Regions from separate parts of the Mus musculus genome. Here region 1 is linked to region 2. A link is a loop called in an ENCODE intact Hi-C map of the cell type or tissue named here. Cell type or tissue: left cerebral cortex. All regions are shown on one strand. Each heading gives the region's core, and the rest is flanking DNA. Links, peaks and the distances in the headings are about the cores only. Region 1 overlaps Angpt1 (angiopoietin 1). Region 2 has its middle 110 kb from the start of Gm41314.

Region 1 (10,426 bases), core at 1,437-9,436, 230 kb after region 2:
TGTGATTTTTTTTTTTTTTTTTTTTTTTTTTTGTCTGAACCCAAAGCTTCAATATATATTCTGGAAACCAACAAGCAGAGAAGGACCTACAAAAGATAAAAGCTCAACTTTAGGCATAAGCCTTAAACAAAATATGCCCTGCTTCCTCCTGTCCACTTTAAAATTCCAAAGATAAGAGTGCCTGTATTTGCAATCCATTATCGCTATTTAAACATCTTTCACTGCCTTCACTGTGCTTTCTAAGGAGAGGGATAGAGTGACTCTGAACAGTAGCAGTTCATAGACAGCAGGGCCCTCCCCTCCCACCTCTTTCCCCCTCTTTGTATTTTTCCTACTTTCAGATGAACACTTTAGTAACAGATGGAAGCACACTTAATTTTTTTTTTCTGTGTGAAAATTCTCAAGACAAATGAAGGAAAACAAAACCTTTTTTACAGCAATCTTTTCAGACTTGTAAAAATTCCCTCTAACAAGTGACAATTTCTACTTTCTAAGAATAACTAAGCAACCACTGGAACCAGACAGCTCTTGCAAGATAAGTTTTATTTCGCTGTTTAGCGTACACAACAAGAAACATATGGAGAAGATAGCAGACACTTAGAAGTAGAGAATTAAAAGGGAATCCCCACTGAAAGCACATTTTACGTTGTTATTGCAAAACCACAAAGTCATTGACAATAGTGAGCTCTGGAAACAGCTGAGTTTGGCTTTCTCAAATGGTGGCCGACTAAATTGCTGTGTTTTTTTTTTTTTTTTTTTTTTTTTTTTTTTTTTTTTTTTTTTTAAGAGAATGACATTTCTGTACATTACTCTCAATTGAAAGTTGAGTTCAGGGCTCTGTGGGGATGTTTTCTGAATTCACTTTCTACTATGGGCGTGAATGAGGAAGTGAGCTTACAGCCCACCAGTGGTTTTCATAATAATAGGGGAACAATGGCTTTTGAAAGTCACAGATAATCCCCAGTCCTCATTGTAGTCATCTGTTCTAACCCAGCCTCCCTTTAACAGCTAGCAAACTGCAAAATTGACTGATGATCTCTCCTCCTTTTTTGACCCAGCAGACACAGCCTCTTGTAGAAGTACCAAGAGCAATGAACTGACCCAAAGTCAGTGAGTAGGAGGGAGAAGAAAAATCAAACCAAGAGATTAACCCTTAACTCTTTGTTGGCTATTTTCCATTTTCAGTCCATTTAAGCTGTCTTGGATATGGTTTCTTCAAATAAAGATTAATGATAATAATGATAATAATTTTTGAGTTCATAATATGTCATTTTTTTCTCTTCCTCATCTTTCTCCACAAACCCACTCTCCAAATATGCTCCTCCTTGCTCTCTTTCAAAGTCCTTCCTTCTTTGGGGATATGATCTTTACTGAAGACATTTTTGTTGATTTTTTTCCCTTTAGAGGTGACCAACCATTTCCCATGTGCAAGCTAGAGGGAATGCAAAGCACTTAAGTGAGGTCCAGATAGGATGTCACATCTCATGATACTAAATACAATATTCTCATCTTACATCAGAGCAAAGAGCACAGCCTTCTAAGTTGTGCACAAAGCCATGCAAACTGAGAACAAAAATAAAAGTCATAAAGTCCAGAATTAAGTCCAGAGGCTGTTCCTCAGTGTTTGATACATACTGTCTGTATATGTTGATTTTTTTTTTCTCCAGTGTGTCTTCTGATATTTGTTATATCCACTTCAAAAAGGGCACCCTGCTGTTTATAGAAATATGATCTACAATGAGTTATGTTTTGACCTTCCCTAGTTATCATAGTGCTTTTAAGTCCCTGCATCATGAATTAAACATAGAACAATCTTATTAATTTAAATAAAATCCACCTACTGGGGGCCATATGTATGGCCTGGGTCAGCTCTGTGGAATCACCATTGTGGAACAGAACGCCCCCCTCGGCCCGTCTTTTCTGTTTCGATTGTACAAGAGCTAAGAATGAGCACCAAAGAGGAAGGAACCCATCAATCCAAGTCCCCTGCACTTCAAAGATGCTGCACTTTCTCAAAGGGCCAATGCACTAGCAAGCTTTCAACAGACACAAATTCACTGTGAGCAGTTTCCTAAAAGAGTAGAGTTTATGTAAAATGGCCTTTTGTTTGCTGAAGGATTTAATGGTAGAGAGAATTTCTTTGTAAGTATAAAAATACTTCTAGAATGGCCATTCCTATGATGATTTATGGAGGAACAATTCTGTTCCGAACATTTTGCCAAGCGCTTTACATAAATTACATGATTTAATTATTCTCAAAACCTTGTAAGATAGCAATTATCATTATTCCTCATCTGTGTTGGTATAAATAACAGAAAGGACGCACAGGCGTCTTTGCTGAAGCTTAGACAGCAAGAGAATTTGTATTGCCTTTATGTTACTCCACAATATAATTAAATTAAAAGGACCTACATGAGAATATTTATTTATTTTTCCTTCAAGAGTTTCCTGATGGTCATAAAATTCCATTCTTGCATCCTTTTAAAAAGACATTTCTTATAATTTTAACTGCCACTGGTCACTTGTCATAGGAAGTGTTGCTTTTCCCTGTCTGTCCATGTGTAAGGCATGGTTTATAACCTTAGGACATTTTCTTCCATGCTTGTTTCCATTTTATATTATCAAATATAAAATTTTCTCAGGTTAAAGTTATACATCCTACATATGTGATACTTGTTAATGTGATGTATTAACAGAAACATTGAACTAGGACAAATACTAATGTCATTATTTACAAATAGTTTTCATGAATAGATATGAGTATTGTATATATCATATATAGATATGTAGGGAAGTAGATAGGATACTGGTCAAAAAATATGATGAGGGATTCTATAAATATAATTTGCCAGACTTCAATATATGTAACAAAAGGTTGAAAATTATGTTATTATAAACAATAAAACTGTCATTAGTCATGTAATTTTCTCAAGGATTTAAACATATACTCTATTTTTAATAATTTTAATTTTTATAAAAAGTAAAATTTTACAAACAATATGTTCTGAACATAGTTCGCCCTCCTCTAACTCCTCTTAGACCCTCCCACCTTCCCACCCACCCAAATCCAAACCCTTTATTTCTTTCCCTTGTTAGAAAACAATTAGGCAATTAAAAAATAAATCTGCCTACATGTACCACATGTAAATTCTTGAAATATGCATAAGTATGTACATAGTTTAAAACAGTTTATCCGGGTGGTGGTGGCACACTCCTTTAATCCCAGCACTTGGGAGGCAAAGGCAGGCAGATTTCTGAGTTCAAGGCCAGCCTGGTCTACAGAGTAACTTCCAGGACAGCCAGACCTACACAGAGAAACCCTGGCTTGAAAAAACATGAACAAAAAACAAAAACAAAAAACAACAAAAAACCAGGTTAAAATAAGTATATTACTTATAAATATTTTATATTTATAATCTGAGCTAATAATTTTATTTATAGTAACATACAAAGAAAACACAGAGGCTCATCAATTTTTATTTGCACAAGTAATTGTCATAACTATATTTTAAACAAAACTTAAATAATATAAATTCGACAAAATTTATATACATTTGTATTATAATCATTTGTTTACATTATGTTAGTTTGAAATTAATTATTTTAAAACTATAATTTACTTATTTATAATATATTACTATGGAGGAAAAGACAAGAAGTTATATATATGTTTGTAATTTCAATGTTGAAAATAAATGCTTTCTAAATGTAACTAGATATTTACCAAACTACATTATGTAGTTTATACATACTATATACATAAATATGAATTTCTAAATTATAAAGATGAAATAAGCCATTATCTAATGGTGGTGATATTATAAAGGAATTTTTACCATTAAAATGTATTTTTACTTAAAATTACTACAATTAATATTCATTTCTTTCATAATTATAAATCTCATTTAAGCTTAGAAGAGGACATTTCTTATGAATATATCAATGGCTTATACACTAGGTTATAGATGCAGATATTTCAAGCAGTTATAGTCCAGTGCAAATATAAGATGCTTTAGTATATGTGTAAGTTTGGAGCAAGTCAGTTTTGCCCTTACTCCAAGATCCGTGAGCTATAGCAAGTATAGTAATTTCCTCCACATTGTTCAGGCTCAATTCAGCTTAAACTAGAAATGGGTTATTTCCAAACTCTGATTTGTACTGTCTATGATGACATCAGTTTGTCACTATCAACACTTTAAATTGTCAACTACATTCATTAGAGTACAATTTTCAAAAAATTGATTTCAATGTCTTCTTACAGAAGCAAAACAATGGGGCTTATTCTAAGAAAAATGTGCATATTAAGTTAGCAGCTGTTATGCAGTGAAACGGACAGCTATGCAGGATATATTTTACTTGAATTCAAAAAGCACATGTATTAATCCTCAAGTGAAGCTTAAAATATCTGAAAATGAGGAAAATACTTGAAGAGATAAATGTTAAATATAACAGTTTTATATCTGCAGCAAAAAATGAGCCAAGTTTCATTAGAGACATTGAAATAAGGTGTTATGTTTGTTTTGTTTGATGTTCTGTAGACAGAGTCTCATAGAACCCAGAATGGCATCCGACCGAAGCTGAAGCCAAGGCTGGACTTGAACTATTGATCTTTCAGGGTCTGCCTTCCAAGTTCTGGGATTACAAAGATGCGCCCCCATGCCCAGCAGGAATTTTATTTTTAATGTTTATTCTTCAGTACTGTTTGAAGTTTATGCAGCAAGAAGTATTTAGTGTAAAACATACAATTAAAATGATTTAAAGTGATCAATGATCCAAGAAAACTGTTATTCCTTTGCTTAAAACAAACACTGACATATTGGCAGATATCAACACATAGTTAGAACTGTGAATTACTTTCCACAAAATATGAGTATTTTTCTTCTTCCTTTCAAACTGTTTTAATTTTTGTGGCCAGCACAAAGCTGACTTTGGCAAGAGTGGAAGGTGTTCTCACAGGGGGAGGAATCCACAGAGCAAAGCATCTAATATGTTAAGTTGCAACAGCCCTTTCTTTAAGGCTGTGGGTCAGACCGTCATCTTTAACAAAACATTTTTATTTTTCCAATTTAAAAATTCTCCAGTGACCATTACTCCTTTGTCTTTCTCATTTCTGCATGACAGTAATGCAAAGTACATATTTGATAAAAATGTCTTGTTCACTTTCTGACTGCTCAGCTCTCAGCTTCCAAGTACTCCCAAATAGCACCAATATTTTGTTAGCAAATAATGGATTTTTATTTGAGTTGTATTTTTTTTAAAAACTAAAAATGTTTATAGATGCAATTTAAGCTCCTAAAATAGCACTATTATATAAAATACAAAGAACTAAAACTACTTTAATCCAAATGCAAACATGCTCAAACACACACACTCACAAACACAAACACACACACTCACACACATTCCCTCACATACTCTTTCTCTCACACACACATTTTCTCACACACTCTTTCTCACCACACACACATGTACACATGTACACGTACACACACACACACACACACACACACACACACACACACACACACACACACATATGTTAACATTATGGGTTTTGTGTTCATCAGCTTTCCTATATGACTTGATTTTTCCACGTTACACTCTCTTTGTCCTCGTCATTTTTAACAGCAGTGAAGGATGCTAGCAGATGAAGATTCCCTTTTTAAACATTAAAGCTTTGCCAGTGACATAGCGCCTCCTTCCTCCTTGAAAAAACCTGCCTACCATAACAGAGACTGTACGGAAGTGCTTTGCATGCTGTATCCTTTGCAGTCACACTGTGGGATGAAAGCCCAAATCTCAGCAGTAGATAAATACTACATTCTTTTTTTTTATTTTGTTTTTGTTTTTTAATATTTTTATTAGGTATTTTCCTCATTTTCATTTCCAATGCTATCCTAAAAGTCCCCAATACCCTCCCCCCCACTCCCCTACTTACCCACTCCCCCTTTTTGGCCCTGGCGTTCCCCTGTACTGGGACATATAAAGTTTGCAAGTCCAATGGGCCTCTCTTTCCAGTGATGGCCGACTAAGCCATCTTTTGATACATATGCAGCTAGAGTCAAGAGCTCCGGGGTACTGTTTAGTTCATAATATTGTTACACCTATAGGGTTGCAGATCCCTTTAGCTCCTTGGGTACTTTCTCTAGCTCCTCCATTGGGGGCCCTGTGATCCATTCAATAGATGACTGTGAGCATCCACTTCTGTTTTTGCTAGGCCCCAGCATAGACTCACAAGAGAGAGCTCTGGGTCCTTTCAGCAAAATCTTGCTAGTGTGTGCAATGGTGTCAGCATTTGGAAGCTGATTATGGGATGGATCCCCGGATATGGCAGTCTCTAGATGGTCCATCCTTTCGTCTCAGCTCCAAACTTTGTCTCTGTAACTCCTTCCATGGGTATTTTGTTCCCAATTCTAAGAAAGGGCAAAGTGTCCCCACTTTGGTCTTTGTTCTTCTTGAGTTTCATTTGTTTTGCAAATTATATCTTATATCTTGGGTATCCTAAGTTTCTGGGCTAATATCCACTTATCAGGGAGTACATATTGTGTGAGTTCCTTTGTGATTAGGTTACCTCACTCAGGATGATGCCCTCCAGGTCCACCCATTTGCCTAGGAATTTCATAAATTCATTGTTTTTAATAGCTGAGTAGTACTCCATTGTGTAAATGTACCACATTTTCTGTATCCATTCCTAAGTTGAGGGGCATCTGGGTTCTTTCCAGCTTCTAGCTATTATAAATAAGGCTGCTATGAACATAGTGGAGCATGTGTCCTTTTATATCCAGCTACTTCACTGAAGCTGTTTAATCAGCCTCAGGAGTTCTCTGGTGGAATTTTTAGGGTCACTTATATATACTATCATATCATCTGCAAAAAGTGATATTTTGCAAAAAGTGATATCATATCATATGCAAAAAGGAAGGACTTCTTCCTTTCCAATTTGTATCCCCTTGATCTCCTTTTGTTGTCTAATTGCTCTGGCTAGGACTTCAAGTACAATGTTGAAGAGGTAGGGAGAAAGTGGGCAGCCTTGTCTAGTCCCTGATTTTGGTGGGATTGCTTCCAGCTTCTCACCATTTACTTTGATGTTGTCTACTGGTTTGCTGTAGATTGCTTTTATTATGGTTAGGTATGGGCCTTGAATTCCTGATCTTTCCAAGACTTTTATTATGAATGGGTGTTGGATTTTGTCAAATGCTTTCTCAGCATCTAACGAGATGATCATGTGGTTTTTGTCTTTGAGTTTGTTTATATACTGGATTACGTTGATGGATTTCCATATATTGAACCATCCCTGCATCCCTGGGATGAAACCTACTTGGTCAGAATGGATGATTGTTTTGATGTGTTCTTGGATTCGGTTAGCGAGAACTTTATTGAGGATTTTTGCAAATACTGCATTCTTACAATAGGTTTCATCTTTGCTAAACACCAGTTAACCAACCAAACAAGCAAGCACAGTGGAAGAAATTACCCTTGGGGTCATCCTTGAATATAACTGTGATGCATGTAGCTGCATACACATTTTTGTGACTATGAGAAATGATGCCTCAGACCAACACCATCTCAAAGATTACAGTAGAGTTTGAAGATGAGAAGATGTGGGCTCTTTGATAACATCTTTGAACCACTGAACTAAAACTAGAATCTACTTTATATGTAGGTGTGTGTGTGTGTGAGTGTGTGTGTGTGTGTGTGTGTGTGTGTGTGTGTGTGTGTGTATGTTACACCTGTGAATGAATAAAGTCAGTATCAGTGGATGTTCCATAGGCACTCACTTTGAGGTTATTAGTTTGTTTTTGATTGGCTGGTTGGTTAGGTTTTGAGACAGTTTCTCATTGGCTTGGGACTTTCTGTAGGCTTTACATAGGCTTTATTTTGCCACCCCACTCTGGTACTGATGATTGAGTCTCTTGGCTTGTACTTTACTAGCTGAGCCATGTCCCTGGCCCCTTTCAAAAAAAAAAAAAAAAAAAAAAAAAAAGAAAGAATGTAATGGAAGAATAAACAATGCTGTTTTAGCCAATCTAATCAAACTACTTTCTATCCTACATCCAAAACCCATCTAACTGAATTTTCAAATTCTGAAACAAAATTGAAACATTCAGTGTTCAGTATATAATTTTATAAGCTTGTGCAGAGTTTTCTTGAAAGTGTAATTCAGCTACCAAAGCTTAGTTAACCTTAAGTAGAAATTTAAAGTTCTTTTAAGTGCACTTTAGCCAGCTTGTCTTACTCTATTCCCCATTCTTACATTTCTTAACTCTGACAGTGGTTTGAATTAGGAATTAAGAGTGTGGCCTAAGGTCATACATGCTACTGACTATGTTCTTAACCACATTGCTTTCTGCTTGGTTGACTTTGGGAATGTCACTTAACCAGTCATTGCCTGGGTTTACAATTTCCCTAAAGGATAGAGTGGAAAATGGTGCCTTTCCATAGGGTTTCTATGAGATTCCAAAGTGAGTGTCTGCAAGCCTAGTGGACTCATTTAGGGCAGCACTAGAACAAGTGTTTGTACTGTTCATTGCTCCCTCTCATCTTGTCCCTGTAACCGATACATATCAGTCTGAGGTTTTAATTTGGACTAGTGTTTTCTCTTGTGTAAGTTCACTGAGGTACTCTCTCCTTGCTCTTGGCTGTGCTATTTGTTTTTCTGCCAAGACCATAAATTGGGCTGGAATATAAAGTTACAGTTATGAGTCAGCATAGATTTTTGACACAGAATAGGCACAACTATAAAATATTCTTAAGCTTCCTTTTTTACACTTCACATAATCCTTATGTTAAAAAAAGCATTGCAAGAAAAAAAAAATATCAAACATTCAAATTAACCAGACCCAAATTTTATGCAAGTTAATAAACTTATGTACTGTTAGAGTTGGCATTCAAAAAAGAAGCTGTGAAGCTTCACATTAAAATTTACACATTCAGTATCAAATACATTTTTATCTACTCTCCACTATTAAAACTAAAAACACAAATCCACAAAGAATTAGAAGTTGAAGAACAGTTAGCCTTTTATCTTCTTTCATAACTTATGCCCAATGTCTATGTTCAGTTTCTTCCTCATAATTAGCTTCCTTATTCACAGCTTTTCTTATTTTGACAAATGGGCAACACAAAGGATTGTTTTACATATGGGTACCAATATACCCTTTGAAAATCTTGGAGTCATTACATTAGATCTTCATGGAGAAACACTCCTATAGACATGCCATCTTTCTCTTTAACCAATAAAGCAATTACCTTTCCAGATAATCACCTAAAGTCTAATTGAGGTTTGTTTTTTCCTTTATTATTCAATGTTTCAATTTTATTATTTGTCCTGCAGGTCAAAGAAATGGAGAAGTAACAACAGGACGACATTATTTTCATTTTAACTATAAAAGCAAATAACAGAATCATGTTTTCTAGGTTATGGATGTTTTACCCATTGATTTTATATTTTTATTTAATATTTTGCTTGTCCCTCCTGCAGTCTGTTTCAGAGAATAAAATCCAGAAAACAGAAAGGTATGTGCTGACACCTTTTTTTGATAATCAGGAGATTAAGGTGAATCTTGTTTGCATAAATGCTGATTTTAAAGCCAGCCTGAGCTATATGAGATCCTGTCTCAAAGATGTTTTTTTTTTTTTTTTTTTCCATTTTTTATTAGGTATTTAGCTCATTTACATTTCCAATGCTATACCAAAAGTCCCCCTTACCCACCCACCCCCACTCCCCTACCCACCCACTCCCCCCCTTTGGCCCTGGCGTTCCCCTGTACCGGGGCACACAAAGTCTGCGTGTCCAATGGGCCTCTCTTTCCAGTGATGGCCGACTAGGCCATCTTTTGATACATATGCAGCTAGAGTCAAGAGCTCAGGGGTACTGGTTAGTTCATAATGTTGTTCCACCTATAGGGTTGAAGATCCCTTTAGCTCCTTGGGTACTTTCTCTAGCTCCTCCATTGGGAGCCCTGTGATCCATCCATTAGCTGACTGTGAGCATCCACTTCTGTGTTTGCTAGGCCCCGGCATAGTCTCACAAGAGACAGCTACATCTGGGTCCTTTCGATAAAATCTTGCTAGTATATGCAATGGTGTCAGCGTTTGGATGCTGATTATGGGGTGGATCCCTGGATATGGCAGTCTCTACATGGTCCATCCTTTCATCTCAGCTCCAAACTTTGTTTCTGTAACTCCTTCCATGGGTGTTTTGTTCCCACTTCTAAGGAGGGGCATAGTGTCCACACTTCAGTCTTCATTTTTCTTGAGTTTCATGTGTTTAGGAAATTGTATCTTATATCGTGGGTATCCTAGGTTTTGGGCTAATATCCACTTATCAGTGAGTACATATTGTGTGAGTTCCTTTGTGATTGTGTTACCTCACTCAGGATGATGCTCTCCAGGTCCATCCATTTGGCTAGGAATTTCATAAATT
Region 2 (10,426 bases), core at 1,495-9,494:
CATTGGAAATGTAAATGAGCTAAATACCTAATAAAAAATGGAAAAAAATACTTTCGGGGTACTAAAGGATATTAATAAAGAAGATGAATGAAATATCAAAAAAAAAAAAAAAAAAAGAAATAAACTGATTAAGAGGGAAGCCACACAAAGCAAGTCTTCATTTGGTCAAGGCTGCTTGACAGAGGACTTCATGGGGCATGACAAGCATGTAATATTTTCCTTGTAAGTCTTCAGTGTTTGGTAGGTATAAAGAAACACCCCCTGGGTTTCTGCCACCATACCCACATAGTCTAAAGACTCTCACTTGAGACGAAGCTTTGACACATATGATTTTTATTTAAACTTATCCAAAATTTCTTTCTACTACATAACAAACTTTGTTTAGAATAATCTGCAAAATGATTAATCACTCAAGGGATCAATGCTTTAGTTTGACTGGCATGTTTTGCCCTATGACATACCCCATGTTTTTGACAATCAGATGAAGAGGTAGATAAGGTGTCAAGGTTTCTATTCCTGCACAAAACATCATCACCAAGAATCAAGTTGAGGAGGAAAGGATTTATTCAGCTTATACTTCCACATTGTTGTTCATAACCAAAGGAAGCCAGGACAGGAGCACACACAGGGCAGGAACTTAGAGGCAGGAGCTGATGCAGAGGCCATGGAGGGGTCCTGCTTACTGCCTTGCTTCCCTAGGCTTGCTCAGCTTGCTTGCTTATAGAACCCAGGAGTACCAACACAGGGATGGCACTGATGCCTTACAGATGGATCTTATGGAGGCATTTCCTCAAGGGAGGCTCCTGACTCTGTGATAACTCCAGCTTGTGTCAAGTTGACACAGGAAACTAGCCAGTGCATAAGGCAAAGGCAGTTCTATGACTGCACTGGCTTCTTTAAATGGTGACTTTAGAATATCCAAGGGAAGAGGAAACTGCTCCAGAGCAGCCTAGAGTTGATGAGGAGATCACCAAGGCAATCACAGTGGCAAAGTAGAAAAGATGATTTGAGAAAGATGTACTAGGAGAATTAGCATGACATTGCTATCACATGAATGTAAAAGTTAAAGAAAAGGACAGTGGTGGGTTTATATTAATTACACAAAGAACAATAACTTAATGAAATAGGGAATACAGCAAAAATTTGTGCTACTTTCAAATACTATGTTACAAGGACTATAAAGACAGAGACCTTTGAAATTTACATTACATCCTGGTCACATCACATCTTCATCCCTCTATCTCATCTGCCCTTCCCCAACATCTCCCTGTCCTCCATTCTCCCTCTCTCCTCAGAAAAGGGGAGAGATTCTATGGGTATCAGCTTGCCTTGGCATATCCAGTTGCAGCAGGACTAGGTGCATCTTCTCCTACTGTAACTAGGAAAGGCAACCCAGTTAGGTAAAAGGCATCCAGAGGCAAGCAACAGTCGGATGCACTACCTGCTCCTGCTATTAGGAATCCCATTTGAAGACAAACTGCAAAAGTGTTCCATATGTGCAGAGGACCTAGGTCCATCCCATGCATGCTCTGTTTGGCAATTTAGTTTCTGTGAGCCACTAATGGGCCCAGGATAGTTGATTCTGTATGTTTTCTTGTAGTTTCTTTGACATCTCTGGCTCCTACAGTCCTTCCTCCTTCCCTTTAATAGGATTCCCCAAGTTCTGTCTAATGTTTGACTGAGTTTCTGCATCTGTTTCCATAAGCTGCTAGATGAAGCATCTTAGATGAGTTATACTAGGCTCCTGTGTTCAAGCATGTCAGGGTATCATTAATAGTGTCAGGGGTAGGCTCTCTTTCCTGGCAAGATTCTCAAACTGACATTGATAGACATTGGTTGACCATTCCCTCAATTTCTCCTTCATCTTTGAACCTGCATATCTTGTAGGCAGGAAAAATTGTAGGGTGAAGGTTTTGTGGAAGTTTTCTCTGATCATAGGAGGTGGCTGTTTCAGGCTCCATATCACCATTGATAGGAGTCTTAGCTAGGGTCATCCTCATAGATTTCTGGGAGTTTCCATTGGTCTACATTTCTAGCTTGCCCCAGAGATGCCTGCTTCACATGGATTCCAGTTCTTTCTTTCTCCCTATACTCTGTCTGTCATACCTCCCTCCAGCTGATCCCTCCTGCTCCCCTCACTGCTGCTGTCCCATTCAGCTGCCTTCTTCCCTCTCCCCTATGTCTATTTTATATTCAGTGAAACCATGCTACATTTATTTTGATTCTATTGTGTTTCTACGTATATTTTCCTCTTCAAAATTGAAAATAATAGTTGTTTATTTTAAAATTTAAAGCTATGTTATGTTTATTATTTTTAGGTAGGTAAGTTAATGTTTAATGATATAGAGAATCTAAGGATCTTGTTCATTGCTGGTACGAATATAAAATGATACATCTGGTGTAGAAAACAGTATGTAATGGGAGTTTCTCAGGATATTTAAAATGGCATTAATGTTTGGTTAGGACACCTCCCCCATAGACTATTGCCTTGGACACTTGATCTTACAGTTAGAGGAGCTCTAGCAGGTGGACACTGGCTGGACTTCATTGGTGACCAAGAGTGGGCCTTTGAAGGTAGTACCAGACCTGGCTCCTATCTTTCTTCCTGCCTTTTGCTTTATAAGATTTGAACCTCAGCCTCTGCCACATGTTCCTGCCAGCACAATATTCTGGCCAAGCAATGATTTCTGTCTCGTTCCTTAAATTATGTCTGAAGATATTCAGTCACAACTACATATTCTTTTTAGGGAATATACCAGAGCTGGAACTTCGTAAGCAGGAAATTTAACAGCTATTTTTACATCCATGTTATAACAACATAGCAGCCCCCAAAGTGAAGGCAACCAAAGACCATCAGAATATGAGTTGTTGGGTGGTAATGTGTAGTATGGAATGTTGTTAGCCTTACAAAGCTTTCAGACTTACAGAGAGCTTTGAAGAAGTTTAAAAAATATTAAAGAGGTCTCATTTACTTTGTTCTAGACTATGATGTTATGAAAAAAATGTGTCTTAGTTATTGTTCTACTGCTTTGAAGAGAAACCATGACCAAGGCAGCTTATAGAAGAAAGAAGTTAATTGGGGGCTGGCTTACAGTTTGAAGGGTGGTCAGTGATCTTCATTTCAGGAGCATGACAGGGCATGACAGCAGGCAGGCAGACATGGTACAGGCTCAGCAGCTGAAAGCTTATGTCCTGATCAGTAGACAGGAAGAAGACAGACAGATACACACACACACACACACACACACACACACACACACACACACACACACACACACAGACTGACAGAGAGGGGGCCTGCTTTGAAACTCTAAAGCCTATGCACAGTAGCACATTTCATCATACAAGGTCATGTTTTGCAATTCTTTCTAAGGAGTCCATGGACTATGAACCAAACATTAGTGTATGAGCTTATGGGTGCCATTTTCATACAAAACCCCACAAAATGTAAATGTTTATTGATTATCAAATGAACTTTCACTACTAAAATTAGCATTTAATCTTCTTTTCCATGAGTCAAATTTATGTTTATAAGAGATTGTATTTCATCAAACTGTAAGGATGGAGAAAATAAGCAAAGGAACCAGGAAGCAAAGAAACTTACAGAGTATGAAAAGGCATGGCTTGAGTATCAATTCCAGATTGTTCAGTTGCATATACTTCTGAAAGTAGGGTCTTCTCTAAGCTTGCCATTGCTCTGACTAATGACATGGAAACTTTTATATTCATTAAAAGCTTCAGGCACTATAGCTGAGCTGATATTCAGCTATTCTAACCTGACAAGGCTGGCCTGAACTATTTCCAAACCATGTGGTCCCTTACCTGTCATTTTAGTCTCACTCTGGCACATCTTTCTTCATCCATGTCCCTATATCAGCTTCACTGGTCCCCACTTGAGAATCTTCCTCTCTGAGCCCAGGAATCCTGCCTTTTCCTCTCCTGCCTAGCTATGAGTTGTTTAGTTCTTTATCCAATCAGAAGGAGAACAACATTTTACAAAATATTGAGAAAAGAAACACATCATACTCACAATATGAATGTCCTGATTGCAACCAAATCTCTGGGTACAGAAGTCAGGATTTGAATATACTGTGCACAAAACATCCTCCAACATATGCTTGGGGAAGTTAGTTAAAATTTATTAACCTTAATTTTTAATTATAAAATAGCAATTGTGATATCAGTTACCTCATAGGATGGTTGCATTTTGGAATGGAAAATTGTGCAGAGTTCTTTGCATATAATTTATCAATATCAGTGATCATTATCACTGTGCTGCACTTTGTCAGACAGAGGGTGTGGTAGATATCACAGATCTGTGATGACTTCACCATAGTGTATTAGATTGCAAGTATTTTTAAGGACATTTTTCTAGAAAGCATCAATGCAGAGCCTAGGTGACTGTGTAGTTACAAAGCTCACATACATTACTCATGTTTCTTTTTGAGATAAACAATAACTCTAAGATCTAAATAGTTACTACCTTCTAAGTTAAGAAATCCTACAAATTGCAAAGTATCAAGGCAAAGACCTGGGGCATCTGCTCAAAGCATCTAAATCCGTGATTCCATGCTTTTTTCTGCTTATAATATTGTCTTCAGTTGTAGGTTCTGAGACTGGTTTGGTACTGAATAACATTGTAAATTGTAACTACTGTGTTTTACTCTAGAAGCATGTCTGTTTTAATCGTATAAGAAGGAATCAAGGGCTGTACATATGCCCATAACTGAAATGTCTCTATGTCCTAAAGCATGAATTAGAAAGATTAAGAATACCACAAAAATAATATATAGTGCAGCAGGTGTTTGATTTATTCCTCTATAAAATTCAGTAGGATTAAAGAGTCATCCAGCAAAAGCATTGTCAAAAATAATTATAACACCTGACTCGAGAGAAACATTTTTCAGACCCAGTTCCATCTGGTAGAAGTTTTCTTGGCAGCTTTCTCTCATCACAAAAAAGGTGTTAGGAGAGAAAGATTTTTCTCTGAGCAGCCAAGTTGTACTGAAATTCCCAGAGCGAGGGGCAGGGGAGTGAGTGTGTCTAAGCATTTTTAGATGTTAAGAAGTAGCTGGAATATTTGTACTGACCATATAGAGTCTCTGTCCATCATTTCTGTCCTATAAGTTGAACCCTTCATGGAAGTATGAATAATAAAATATTGTATATATTTAAGTTTCATTAATGCTTTCCTACTATAATTAGAGTTAAAATGATGTTTCTTGCCTTAATTATTCAGACATAGCCATTCTTCCTAAACCACTTCCAGTGACTACAACTGGTCAGTGTAATTCACTCAAATTTGAAATCCATTTTCAAATAAGTACATTGAAATAAAAGTTTGTCCAGTCAAGAATCTTCCTTGGAAGCTGTGACATACTGTTGGAAAAGTTCCCATTTATTATACAGATTTCAAAAATTCCTCTGTGAGCGTCAACTCCAAAAGTTGGTGTTAACTCACTACAAAGAGTAATAGAAGCCCAAAATATTCGTGAAAATATTTGCTAAACAAATGAATGGTATTTATAGCATTTGCCTATAGATGGAACTATAAGGACTTAAATTTTAATCAGTCACTGTGTCATTTATTTACTGCAAAAAACCTCAATATTTGTCAGGTCTCAATCACTTCTCTCTTAGTACTCAGAACTTCTGAAAAACTCCTGCTTGTTCCCTGTTCAGATCTCTTAGTGTTAATTCACCTCTGGTCCAGGGATGAGCATAGACTAAAGCCTACCTACCCAGAGCAGGTTTTTCTCTTTGGCCAGAGAAACCACTTCAAGAATGGGTTGGTTACTCATGGAAAGCAAGGGAAGATGTTACTGAGAGTCTCAATTGAGTAAAGGACGTTTAACTACTGGTTTTAGGAGAATGTAGCCTTTTAGTCTTATGAGTTCAGGTGGAAACATATTCTCAACAAATGTAGTCAGGGAAGTGTGCCAGTATGTAAATGAATGAAGCTAAGGATGATCAAAAGCTGAGTATTAGTGGTCTCACTGGACACCTCCCACCAGCAAAGTGCTATGGACATTAGTATTTTTGTAAAATTGACAAAGATGTTTCAAGAAAAATTTCCAAAGATTGCATAGAATAAAAGACAATATGAGTTGTCAAATACAGTATAGTATAAAATATGATGATATATGAAAATGGGAATGCTTTAGAAGGTCAGAATAGAAATTCAGAAGGCAGTGGTGACGAATTTTCATTAACTCCTAAATAAAGAGAGTATAGTAGTGAATATTATATGGGGTAGAAGAAGTGAACACAGTGTTCTTCACTAAATGAACAGTTGTGCAAATTCCAGAGTGATCTCTATAAGAATTTTTAAGTAACATCAACAAAGTGTGACAGGACCATAAATTTAGGAAATGGGAATGTTCTCCATAGTTATGACTTTTCAGGCTGGTTGAATAGTCAGAAAATGAAAAATAGATGTGCCATGTTTTCATAATTCCTATGTCAGAGATCTTGAGGTGGTACCACCTACTTCTTATTAAACAAGAAGATTTCATTCTTTAACTTGTATCAGCAAGCTCTTTGTTACACCACAGCTGATTGGCATGGCCCATTTTTTTTTCTGAATTCAATCTTTCACTAATACACACCAAATCCAAAAGTACACGAAATATGAGTTCAAAGTTTCTGAGAAATTTAGTACATTTCAAGTCTGCACTCAAGTTGTAGGCTGCATGTGACCCATCCCACTTCTGAATTGAGTTCATCCAAGCACAGAATCAAATGAGCTTTCAGCTAAATGTCATCCCCTAATTCAGCCTGCAAAGAACAGTTTCCATGAGCAAGCATGTTGTGTGCTCAAAGATTCTTGTTGTTATTCTCTTCCCGTTTCTTGTCTAAGAGAGTGTTTCATTTTGTGAAAAAAAGAACTTGCCATGAAATAAATGTAATAAGAGTACATCTCAGTATCAAAGGACTTCTTTTTCTTTCTTTCTTTTTGTTTGTTTGTTTGTTTTGTTTTGTTTTGTTTTGTTTTGTTTTGTTTTGTTGTTTGAGACAGGGTTTCTCTGTATAGTCCTGGCTGTCCTGTAACTCACTTTGTAGATCAGGCTGGCCTCTAACTCAGAAATCTGCCTACCTCTGCCTCCCCAGTGCTGGGATTAAAGGCGTGTGCCACTACGCCCGGCTATTGAAGGATTTCTGTGTTGGGTACTAAACCATAAAAGATTCAGAATTCTTCCCACTAGCAGAGATAGTACTTCATTGTTAGGATGATGAAGGAAGTAGTGTGAAGACATACATGACTGGCTAGGCTACAGATAGGCATCTGCTTTACTAGCATGGCCAGTTAGAAGTTATGGTGGTCTCTGATTAATTGATTCAGTCTCATTTTTATTATTTAGATTGTGTTTCAATTTACTTGTGGACGAACAAGAGGAGAAGGTAGAGTGAGTCTGAGGACAGCTGGTCTGATATTCTTTTGGTCTAGTTTTACATGCACTTTTTGAAGTTGCCAGAGAATAAAGTTAAGAGGGGTGTATTCTAAATAAAAACATATTCATCAAACCAGTTAAATATGGTAGGGCAAATGGTCTACCACCTCCACCAGACAGGTCTCTCAGCATTTCATTGGCAGCTTTCCTTTGCTTACAATTCTAATGGTACTCTGGCCTTTTAGGAGTTTGATGCTAAATAGCAACCACTGCTCTGCCATTTATGGATGGTCAGGTCACTTCTGATAGAAAAGTTCTGGAACCTTGACATTGGCAGAGAACTCTAGATGAGTATTTACAAGGAAGGCCCGAGGGATAATGATGTCATAAGGAGACTGAAGAAAAGATTTTATTAGCTATCACATAAAAGTCTTGGTAGATTATTTCTTTAAACTGTCTTGTTACTCCAATGTTATTGGCTGTATAAAATGTGTTAAATCTCTTTTGCCTTCGATTTCTTCTCTTTCGTCTTCCTTTCCCTATCTCCCTTTAGACAACCCCGATCTACTTTCTTGGTTTTCCATGTCCCCCCATCAATTTTACCTATTCCCTTTTTGTGTTTTCCCAAAGTGTGTCCTCAGTAGTCATAAAGGCCACTAACATGAGGTATGTCCATTTCCTAACTGGTGTATTACTTTCATGTTGCTGGGATGAAATATTTTTAGCTTTTGGTTTCAGAGAGGCAGAAGCCATCTTCATGGGGAAAGCCTGTTTAGCAGCAGAAGCAAGAAACTGGCAGGTGACATTTCCATTTACACATGGGAAGAGGAAGAGGGACCAGGAAAGACTTGAGACTATAAATCAGAAAGTGTGCCTCCAGGGCTCCCAATGGAGGAGCTAGAGAAAGTAGCCAAGGAGCTAAAGGGATCTGCAACCCTATAGGCGGAACAACATTATGAACTAACCAGTACCCCGGAGCTCTTGACTCTAGCTGCATATGTATCAAAAGATGGCCTAGTCGGCCATCACTGGAAAGAGAGGCCCATTGGACACGCAAACTTTATATGCCCCAGGACAGGGGAACGCCAGGGCCAAAAAGGGGGAGTGGGTGGGTAGGGGATTGGGGGTGGGTGGGTATGGGAGACTTTTGGTATAGCATTGGAAATGTAAATGAGCTAAATACCTAATAAAAATGCGGAAAAAAAAAGAAAAAAAAAAAAAAAGAAAGTGTGCCTCAATGACAGGACTTTCTCCCACCAACCTCCACAACCCAAAGTTTCTATCACCCTCTCTAACAGTATCACCACTGAAACTAAGGGTTAAAATACATGAGTGGATGGAGGACATTTCTTCTTCCGACTAAAAAAGATAGCTTCAGAAAGGGAATTAGATAATGAATACTTGAATGTGAAGCTGATTCCTTCTGCTTAAAACCAGCTTTTTTTTTTCAAAACACTTCATTATGAGCCTTCCTTTCAAAGTTATGTAAAATTTCTGCCTCATGTTACTGTTTTACAAACACTCACTACAAGCTCAATGCCTGTGTCTTAGCTTCATTAGTCTCTATTGTGATAAAAAAAATGCTTTACCATAAAGCAACTTACAGCTGGAAGAATGTATTTTAACTCACAGATCCTGGTTACAGTCCATTATTTCAAGGGAGTTGAAGTAATAGGAACTTGAAACAGCAAATCATTACACACTGACAGTTATACACAGAGAGAAAGGAATATATTCATGCTTAGCAGTCATCTAAACTTCTCTATTTTTATACAGTCCAAAGGAGGGAGTAGCTCCATCCACTCTCAGGCTGGGTCTTCTACCAAGACAATCTTCTACCAACATGTCTTCAGGACAACTTGATCTAGTTAATCCCTCTTTGAGAATCTCTTCCCAGATGATTCTATGCTATGTCAAGTTTATAGTTAAAGCTGGCTCATTAGCTTTTGCAGAAAGTGGCTGCTTATGAAGTGATATACTGGTCACCTGCAATCTGTAACTGCTTGGAAGAGTGATATTAGCCTACTTTTTTCTTTTATACTTACTTTAGATGACCATAAGTATTTATTATTGCAGATTGTCCTTCAAAACTCCAAAGTCTCTTTGCTATCCATGTTAGGAGACATGTGTGAACACCTTCATTGTTCAATTCACGAACTTTCTGAAGGACACAATGCTGCTTCAACAGAAAGCTTGAGCTGACAGTGTACAATACTTATTGATCCTCTGAAACGAACTCACTTTACACTGCCTGCCAATCCTAAGGGATTAGAAGATGACACGAACTCAAGCAAGCCTTCAAAGGAGAGATTTATTTAGGATTCACACCCTAATTTTAAATATCAGCCAAACTTAAGCCGCTGATGAAAAATGGGACTCTACTGAGGTTCTTCTTTACCACAGGAGTAAAAAACCCACCCCTTTGTCTTATTAACAAGCTGTTTGACATTTGCAAAATGAAGATTGAGAGGAAATGCAGTGACAATTCTATATCAATCTGAAGTTTTGAAATTTCTGATTTCCTAGAAGTAAAGATTAGGAAACATTTGTAAATGTTAAGGATGATTCCACTATGATTGTTCCATAGAGTACACACAATTGCATACACACACACACACACACACACACACACACACACACACACACAGAGGAAGCCACAAAATTTGCTCAGCAGGTGAAAGTGTTTGCTGCCAAGCCTGAAGATCTGAGTTTGGTCCTCAGAACCTACTTGGTAGGAGACAACTGACAGGTTGTCGTTTACACCCCTATGCAGTCATATGCCATTTCTCCCCTCAAAATAATGAATATATGTAATAAGAGTTAAAATATAATAAAAGTTATTGAAATTCCCTCATTAAAATTAGAATATTTATTCTTAAACATTTGTATAATTTTTTACTTCTTTTTGAAAACCTCAAAACACCCCCTAAATCACAATGTTAAGAACGAAGTACTTGTTTTCTTAAATATTACAGGCAGTGTGTATCTGTATCTCTTGTATCTGTGTATGTGTCTAATAACTTAATCTTTATTTT

Evidence for each region. Peaks named below come from ENCODE experiments on the same cell type or tissue, not always from the same donor. Only the 100,000 strongest peaks of a DNase experiment are listed, where the experiment ranks them.
Region 1: a loop joins it to region 2, with 2.0 times the contacts of the local background. A loop is called at or near these places in 2 of 42 quality-filtered maps.

What each region holds. Positions count from the first base shown.
Region 1 is chr15:42,575,901-42,586,326 of GRCm38, reverse strand. The region is part of intron 1 of Angpt1 (angiopoietin 1); the gene reads left to right. Among named protein-coding and RNA genes, the nearest start is that of Gm41313, 85 kb to the left of the region's middle. In left cerebral cortex, for the core only: no CTCF peak of the experiment used is centred there; DNase peaks (open chromatin) are centred at 5,705 and 8,654.
Region 2 is chr15:42,809,766-42,820,191 of GRCm38, reverse strand. No RefSeq gene overlaps it. Among named protein-coding and RNA genes, the nearest start is that of Gm41314, 110 kb to the right of the region's middle. In left cerebral cortex, for the core only: no CTCF peak of the experiment used is centred there; DNase peaks (open chromatin) are centred at 4,577 and 4,953.